Linked DNA regions of Homo sapiens: region 2 is linked to region 1. Evidence: chromatin contacts called from ENCODE Hi-C or POLR2A ChIA-PET data. All regions are on one chromosome and are shown on one strand. The core of a region is the stretch at or near the end of the contact, and the rest is flanking DNA. Distances in the headings are between cores, read along the strand shown. Region 1 overlaps APP (amyloid beta precursor protein). Region 2 overlaps APP (amyloid beta precursor protein).

Region 1 (4,511 bases), core at 1,213-3,712:
ACGTTGTTATAGATGTACTTCATGCATATGTAATTAAATTATTAATGTATAATATATAAATACATATTTTAATATACAAATAAAATGGTCTTAAATCAGAGTTAATTTAAGACCATTTATATTAGTACATATCTTAATATACAAATGAATGGTCTTAAGTTAATGTCATTGAGTATAAGTCACATTTACAGATATGACATGTGTTTCCAGATAAAGTCAATGGACAGACAGCTTCCAACACTGGAAAACATTCAAAATATATGCAATTAATTTTATATTTGAGTTAAGGCAATCATTTATTAAGGAAAGCAATCAGATGTTTGTGAGGGCTTAAACTTTCGCTTCATAACCAAAGCAGTTTCCTTACATGAAAGTTGACTTCTTAAAAAGAGAAGTTTATTTTTTATAATGGAGAATTGTTGTGATGTGCAGATACCTTCCGTCATTTCATACTCATCTAAAAGCAGCCAAATGATCTTTTCACCTTTGGCCGGAATCCTTTTATTGCTACCGAGTCCTGCACTCATTAAACCAGATGACAGTGCATGCTCTGAGAGGTGTAAATCTCTAGTCCTGGTGGCCAGTTAAATTCCTCAGTAAATGTTTGGTAGATGCTGCCTAATAAACCAGTCCAGGTTGCCACTGGGAGGATTAAAAGAAGTAAACGTGTATACATGAACAGAGAGACAGTGCCTTTTCATGCTAAATGTGGTTCCCCACATCTCCTCTGATTAGAGGTGTGCTCTGAACAAGCCGAGACGGGGCCGTGCCGAGCAATGATCTCCCGCTGGTACTTTGATGTGACTGAAGGGAAGTGTGCCCCATTCTTTTACGGCGGATGTGGCGGCAACCGGAACAACTTTGACACAGAAGAGTACTGCATGGCCGTGTGTGGCAGCGCCAGTAAGTGGACCCTTCTTCGAGCCTGGCCACCTTTCGTCTCTCTCGCCACTGACTCTGCTTTTTGTAACAGATTGATTTTCCTGGTTCTTGGGAATGGGCCTGTTGCTACCACTAACCACATTTCTGTCCACTTCTCTAATTGCTCAGAGTCTCCGCAGTATGTTCAATCATGAGCACACCTCTCCGTCTTTCCCTGATAAAGCATGGCCATGGATGTGTTCTCTTCCTAGCTGTAGCACATATGTCTTGCAATCCAGAGGGACTTTTGAGTGCTTCTCTTTTAAACAAAGCTGGAGTGGCTGTTTTGTCTTCTGCAGCCAGCCGTTTCTGCAAATGCATACTTATGTGTTTGTCCGTGTACATATGTGTTCATGTTTATGCATGTGCACTACCTGTGCAGATACTGTCTACCACTGGAAGCCTGGCTGATGCAGCTTGAGTTGCATTGATAAGGTGTATGGCTGTGATGAATACCTTTAAGTTGGTTCATAACATGTCTTTTATTGTGCTGATGAGGGAATGTGATTGAATTGAGCTCATGCATCTCAAATGCCGGAGGGTAGAAGTGCCCGTCTTGCCCCCTCCGAGCTCAGCACACAGACATTTGCCAGGTCAAACTTCTGCTTCTTCTCTTGAAAGTAGAAGAAAACTTTTGACTTAACGTGAGAAACTTTCAATGACATAAGGCTCGAGGAACATAATTTTATTTTTTTTGTTTTTTTAAAGACAGGGTCTCATTCTGTCTCACAGGCTGGAGTGCAATGGCGTGATCTTGGCTCACTGCAACCTCCGCCTCCCGGGTTCAAGTGATTCTCCTGCCTCAGCCTCCCCAGCAGCTAGGATCACAGGCACATGCCACTGCGCCCGGCTAATTTTTTGTATTTTTGGTAGAGACAAGGCTTCACCATGTTGACCAGGCTGGTCTCGAACTCCTGACCTCAAGTGATCCACCTGCCTTGGCCATCCAAAGTGCTGGGATTACAGGCGTGAGCCACTGCACCCCGCCAGAACATAATTTTCAAAGTCTTTCTCTTGAACATTAAGCTTTTCATAATTCCGGGGGATAAAAATATGAAGTCATGATGACTTAAGTGCATGATGAAATTTTCCCCAAAGAGGTAATTCTCAGGAGGTCCAGTACCAGATGTGAGACTTCCATGTCGTTAACAGACTTCCAAGTGAAATTCCCAATTGTGCTTATTTATTTATTTATTTATTTATTTGTTGTTGTTGTTCATGAGTAGGAAGTATGAACTACTCAAGAAGTAATTATTCAGCTCAGCTTGATAACTAAAAATGAAACTCAATAACTGTGTATTACTTTTTTGAGAGACTCCTGCCTAATTCTCCGCTGTGTTGCAAGGGTGGCAGCCACATTTCCTGCCTGAGATTCCTAGGGATTATATAAATTGTTTTGCAGCAAGATCTTAGGATTAAGCAAAACAACAGAAGGGCCTGCACCATTAATACCCCCACTGTAAAGGAGCCCAGGATCTAAGAGGAATGTAATGGAAAAGCTCCTGTTGGTCTCCTGCCATCGCCAGTGAATGAGATGACTGCTTCAGTCCCATGTGTGAACAGGTGTAGGAACTGATAACCTCAAGGGCTTTTTTTTTTTTTTTTTCTGGCTCTGATTGGATGATTGCAGCTTCTGGCTCAAAGGACTCCCTTCTTCAGTTTCAAACAAAGCAGTCAATTAGGTCAGGTATTGCGAACACAATGGAGAATTCTGTTGCCTGCAGCCTTTGGAACAAAGGCCTTTTGTTACAGTGATTCTCACTGGTTTAGCCGGTGGGAGAGGTTTCCTGGCAGATTTGCAACTTTTTTCTCCCTTTCCCTGGGTGGATTCATTTTCTGAAATATCATGTATAGTTTTTGGTAATAAGAGATTTATTTGGTTTTAATTATTAGCAGTGATGAATTTGCTTCAAGAGATTAAAATTCTCTCCACCTCACCCCAGTACTGCCATCCCTTCACCTAACACTCTCTCCCTTTGATCAGTTTGGGCTGGGAGTGACCAGTGGGCACCTGTCCAGGTGTCCTGGGTGGCACACAGTTTGCTGAGGGTTTTGCAAAAGGTCGATGCTCCCAACAGAGATGTATTAGATGAGGCTAGCTATGCCTGATTTTAGAGGGGAAAGGTGACAGAATAATGTATGAAGAAGGCAAAGGCTGAAGATCAGTTAGATGGGTGGACAAGAATAAGTAGAGAGTATAAGCCTCAGCAAACAGCCAGAGCCGAGAGCCACATGCTGTCCTATGAATGAGTGAAATAAATGGAGTTTTTGTGAAAAAATGCATCGAAGGGAATTGGGGATATTTGGCACAAAAGGAGCAAGAAATCCTCTTCTGTTAAGAAACCTGTTGTTACTCGGATATACTATCAGAGACAAAATATCCAGCATTCTCAAATGTTAACTTCTTACGAAAATAGATCTTATGTTTATATGTTCATTTTGGTTTTGTTGGAGGGACCAAACCTAAGTGAGTGATTTTGTTTGTTAGGTTGTTTTTTTGTCAGTGGACTCGTGCATTTCAGCCATCATTCCCATGTTTCTCTTTTTGTTTTTAGTTATGTTCTCTTATTTTTTCCATAGTGTCCCAAAGTTTACTCAAGACTACCCAGGAACCTCTTGCCCGAGATCCTGTTAAACGTACGTTGTCATTCACCTGAGGGAAGGGAAGAGGGGAGGAGGATGCTGCTTGGTTCACATAACTCCAGCATCATCACCTTCTTTGCATGGTTTTGTGTTTCTTGAACACCTGTCTTAGTAAAATGTTTCTTCCCATTACCTTGCTTGTAATTACATCTGATTTTGCCAGACAGCTTGAGATGTTGGGCTAAGAACATCATTGACTAAGTTTCTTCTATTTCTGACCAATTTCCTTTTTATTTAGTCTGGTTTTATTGAATATTATATGGACAACATCATTGTATTGTATTTGCCATTACTATTTTATTTCCTAAAAGCTATCAGTGTAACTGAGAGCAGGCTTAGCCTCTCACTGCTTTTGCAGAACTGAAGAACAAGGGCTAGGTGCAGTGGAAGGAAAGTGACTTTACTTAGCAAAGCTAGCAATGGGGAAATGGTCCAGGCTCCTGCCTCAAAGCAACCATCTCAAATTTTGGATTAAAAAACAAAGGCTTAAAAAGGGGAGCTTGGAATGCAGGGCATGAAGGAGGGGTGAGGAGGTGCTGCTATACAGGACTTGTTCCAAAGACTTGAGTTATTATCCAGTTCGGTAAGTGGGCTGGCGCATCCCGCACAATCGGGTTGTAAATTAACTGCAGCCTTGAGGTGATCTCCTGATGAGGGAGAATTCTGAAGGTGCCTAAGTCAGTCAGTGGAACTTCTAAGCAAGCATTAATAATTTTAATAATAATTATAAGCGTAATTAGATAATGGAAGCGCTGTGCAGGGAGTGCCTGGTGGGAAGAAAGAGAGCAAAGGTTACCATTTCATTACTAAAACTGGAAGGAAAAGAAAGGAAGAAAGATCTTTAAAATAGAGTACTCGGTTACATCAAGATGCCATGATTTAACAAGAGACTATAATACATAAGTAACTTGTTTCCTCAGAAAAAGTACTTAATATTCATGGTATTG
Region 2 (4,501 bases), core at 1,430-3,929, 120 kb before region 1:
TTCAAGATTGAAGAATTAAAAAAGCTTGACATCTAGTACCAGGAATGCCAGCTGGCTTGTTCTGTCAAAAAGCAAGCATGTGCTTTGGAATAACACTCTTGAGTAGACTCTAGGCGGGTTTTGAGCCCTTCTGATTATCTAAATAGATGTGGAAGTGACTTATCTTGGTTTTTCTGAGTCAAATGAGATAATGAGCAAAGGCCTTAGTAGGTCTTTGATTTTTGCCTCTAACCCTTTTTCTATCTGCATGTTCACAAGGTCAAGGCTGATGAGATATGGCAATATTGAGAGAGTCAGAATAGGATAAAGATCTCAAATACTATATATATATTTTTTTTTCATTTTTTTTTCCCTTTGGTGACTGTATGAGACATGTCAGTAAAACTTTAAAGACAGGCCAGGCGTTGTGGCTCATGCGTATAATCCCAGCACTTTGGGAGGCCGAGGCGGGCAGATCACTTGAGGTCAGGAGTGGCAACATGGCAAAAACCCGTCTCTACTAAAAAATACAAAAATTAGCCAGGCGTAGTGGTGCACGCCTGTAGTCCCAGCTACTCAGGAGGTTAAAGCACAAGAATCGCTTGAACCCAGGAGGCAGAGGTTGCGGTGAGCCGAGATCACCCCGCTGCACTCCAGCCTGGGCGACTGAGCAAGACTCTGTCTCAGAAAACGAAACAAAACAAAAGACACACAGAAAAACTGTAAAGACAGAATGAAAGAGATGAACTTTTTACATCTCGCTCATTTCATCACATACTATATAGTATGTGTATGGTTTCATATATGTTAGTGTGTGTGTATGTATATATATGAAGTTAAAAGAAAACATTCACCTTTTAAGACTAAATGGACATTGACTAGATTGTAAACTGTTTTTGAGGCTAAGAGTTTGTTTGCCATGCATAAGGCTCTATTTTTTGTAATTCCACTTTTATATTCATTTATATCAGTCCTAGCAGTAGATGCCACTCTTACTGGGTCCTGCCTAAATGCATGCTTCAAATGTTGGTTATTAATTTCACGAGTAGTGAATAACAAAGACTCCTATTGAGGGACCTCTTGATTTCCTACTGGGCACCAGCAGCAAGCATGACTTACTGGCCTTCTTATGAGTGGGTAGGAGTTTTGGGTCAACTTGAGAACATCTATCCTTTGAGTAGTAAAAAAGCTTGGTATTAGGTTGGCACAAAAGTAATTGCGATTTTTGCACCAATCTAATATCAACAGAGGCCGTGAAAAACATCAAGGGAGGATAGCTTGTAATTAGAAGCCAGATCAACAGTGACCCAAAAAGAATTTCAGGTTTCCAGGAGTGAAATATGTAGATTACTCCTCTGAAAGGAATTGTTTTTCTCCTATTCGCTTTCATGGCAAATCATTTTTTAAGCCGAAACTCAAGCTCTGAAATAATTGTGTAGCAAATAGTGGCTGTGAATAGATGTGGCAACTCTCCACAAGGGTAAATAGAAACCACTTGCAGTTTCAGTCATCACATTTTATTTTTCTTTTTTAATAGCTTCTCTATTTTTGCTCACCACAAATACATGCACACACACACACAGGGGCAAAGCCTTGGAAAATTGCAATTTTCCATTTTAATTTGAGAGACAGCCCGGTCACATTAACAGAACCCTTGACGGAATAGGTTGAATTCCCTTCTCTGTCCCTATAACCCCATGGCCTTGGACATATCCTTACCTGGTGCCCTTTCCTCCCTCTTATGGTCCACTTTTGTGATTCTGATTTTAATTTCAGTTCTCTGTTAGTGATGAAATGAGCAACTGCAGATGTTCCGCTTACACTGGAAATACTTTTTTGGCATTTAAAAGAAAACCCTACAGATGAATTATTCCCCTGAAAGGGGTTCACTCAGATTTTCTAGATTATGATTCTAGAAAATAGTTCTTTACATTTGACAATGGAGAATTTAAATGTTTTAATATGAAAATGTAAAGCACTCTTGTGGGGTATAGTTGAATTATGCCCAGGTTAAGGGAATCCAGTATTTATGTCAGGAAACCATGGATGTGATAGAAATAGTATCGCTACAAAGCTGGGCACAGTGGCTCATGCCTGTAATCCCAACATTTTGGGAGGCCGAGGCAGGAGGATCACTTGAGGCCAGGAGTTCGAGACCAGCCTGGCCAACATGGTGAAACCCTGTCTCTACTAAAAATACAAAAATTATCTGGGCGTGGTGGCACAGGCCTGTAGTCCCAGCTACTTGGGAGGCTGAGGCAGGAGAATAGCTTGAACCTAGGAGGCGGAGAGGTTGCAGTGAGCCGAGATCATGCCACTGCACTCTAGTCTGGGTGGTGGAGTGTGACAGTGTATCCAAAAAAAAATACTGAGATTATGCAAGAATCTGACTCGAAGAAGTTTGAACTGATTAAAAAGTACCAAATACTTCATTATATGAGGCCAGCTATTTAGACTAGTCAGCGGGTGGTTCAAATGCAGAAAACAGATGGCTTTCATTAGCCAGAAACCTTAAAATTACATAAATCCACGGATGCAACTAAGCTATGGATCTGTGCCCTCTCCTTGCCAAACAGGACCTCTCAGCTAGCAAAACAGAGAGCTCCTTGTTCACTTTTCCCTCCTAGTTGAGACCCTGTTGGGGAGGAATGCTGCCAAGCCTGCTCTATAAGGAATTTTGATCTCCTAGATGATAACAGAGAGAAACTTTTTGGAGAAAGGGAACACCCTGTTTGAAAGGACAACAAGAGAACTTGTTCAAGAAGGTGGCTTTGCATTTAATTGAAAATTGTAGCAACTGTAGGCGTAGGGTTTCCAGATTCACATCTGCAGACTGGTCCAGATTAGGTATATATGTTTATATTCGTTTATGTTATCCCCTTAAGCCTCTTTTAAAGCCATTTCTAAAAATTGCTTTGGAAAGTCCATTTCACTTCAGTATTCTTTATATTGTGGCTCAAAAATATTTTTTTTCTGGTAACAAAAATATTTTCTTTCTGTTTTTAAGACTTGTAGCATTTTTAAGTTTGATATGTACGTCTCTGTAGTTCAGAGCACTTGGTAAACAGCCTCTTGCTTTTGAGGCAATTTATGAATGCTTCATTGTTTTTAGCTGGTTATTTTGTTCATTGTCAGGAACACTGTTTTCCCATGGGAAAGCATCTCCAGTTTTATGATGTCAGTGGCAAGTCATTCAGTTTACAAGAATTACCTTCATATTCAGTCTTAGAAAAGCATAGACCACAAACGGCCAGTTATATCACAGTTCTCATCTTTTAAATGTTGTCTTAGATTTTTGCAAAGTAATCTTAACTCACCTTAGAATAGTGTTAAGACATAAATAGAACTAAAATGTAGTAGTTAAGTGGTTATATTTCCCATCTACTAAGGTATTTATATTTCTTTTCTTTTAGAAAATAAAAATGTTTAAAAAATTAGGAATAATTATCTTTAGGATGACTTTGTAAGACTGTGCTTTTTTACTGGCAGCAAATACCTGCCAGATTTCAGGTATTTGGCAGGTAAATTGAATCTTAAAAGATTTCAATTTTAAGAGTGTCCATATTAACAGATCCTGAATAGGACCCTGTGTATCATTTATTAAGTCATTTCTTGGAGGCTTCACTCAGGAAAAGGGAGTTAACCCTTGGATGGCAATGTTTAATGTGGCCACATTTCCTTCTGGCTGAATGCCAGGGAGTGGCTGCGCTTAGCAACCAGGCTTTGTTTCATAAATGGGTTATTTGATGCAGGTGAGGATGCCGTGAGTTGTTTGTCTTGTTTTAATTCAGGGAGACAGGCATATGTAGTGAAAGCATGGAATTGTTTGCAGATGGGCTTCAGTAAGAATAGGAAGGTTTCTGGTTCAATTTGTATCTCCAAGCTAATTGCTCTGATTTCCATATACACATCTGGTGTTGGTTCGGGGGGAAAAAATTTTACTTGAGAAACATGGCTTTTGTGAGTTGATATTTATTTGTGAAGGGCCTCTTGTAATGTCAAATGTAAGAAGATCTATACACACAACCAATTTTACAATTTCTAATTCAACAGCTTACCCTATTATTGAGGATTCGCAGTTTAAATTATTAAATGATCTCCACTTGAAGAAAATAGAGCATGTTAATCATCACGATTCTCCAAACATTTATTTTTAAAGTTAATATTAAATCTCATCTGGTGGAAAACCTGACAGGAACTGAAGCATATATTTTCTAGTCTAAACTCTCATTGTTAAAATGAAGACAACATGAGACAGTTATAGCGCCGTAATCAAGTTATTTGAAAAAAATGTTTTAAAAATTACCACTTTTTGGTAGTCAACATACACACATATGCCAACAGATGGCATTAAAAAATGGCAAGAACATGAGACAATTATAGGGTCATAATAAATTTATTTGAAAAAAATGTTTAAAAAATTACCACTTTTTGATAGTCAGCATACACACATATGCCAACAGATGACATTAAAATAGCTGTAAAGTCAAGAAGCAGGGAGGATGACAAAGTGAAAAATAGA

The links. Hi-C counts contacts between places; a loop is a spot of excess contacts on that map. ChIA-PET counts read pairs that join two places held with the same protein, here RNA polymerase II (POLR2A). Pooled maps may share reads with other maps.
Region 2: a loop to region 1 is called in a map of dorsolateral prefrontal cortex, with 2.1 times the contacts of the local background. The contact joins two enhancer-like sites. A Hi-C loop is called at or near these places in 1 of 168 maps with a recorded cell type or tissue (dorsolateral prefrontal cortex) and 2 of 50 pooled maps. POLR2A ChIA-PET finds 5 or more read pairs at or near these places in 1 of 52 experiments (T-cell).

What each region holds. Positions count from the first base shown.
Region 1 is chr21:25,996,407-26,000,917 of GRCh38, reverse strand. It overlaps APP (amyloid beta precursor protein), which reads left to right. Exons shown (of 18, transcript NM_000484.4): 7 at 736-903; 8 at 3,502-3,558. Among named protein-coding and RNA genes, the nearest start is that of APP, 170 kb to the left of the region's middle. RefSeq lists enhancers at 1,913-2,725, 2,726-3,539. Within about 2 kb of position 2,462, at least 5 of the 41 ENCODE cell types and tissues checked have a DNase peak (open chromatin) inside an H3K27ac peak, as active enhancers do.
Region 2 is chr21:26,114,734-26,119,234 of GRCh38, reverse strand. The region is part of intron 1 of APP (amyloid beta precursor protein); the gene reads left to right. Among named protein-coding and RNA genes, the nearest start is that of APP, 54 kb to the left of the region's middle. Within about 2 kb of position 2,679, at least 11 of the 41 ENCODE cell types and tissues checked have a DNase peak (open chromatin) inside an H3K27ac peak, as active enhancers do.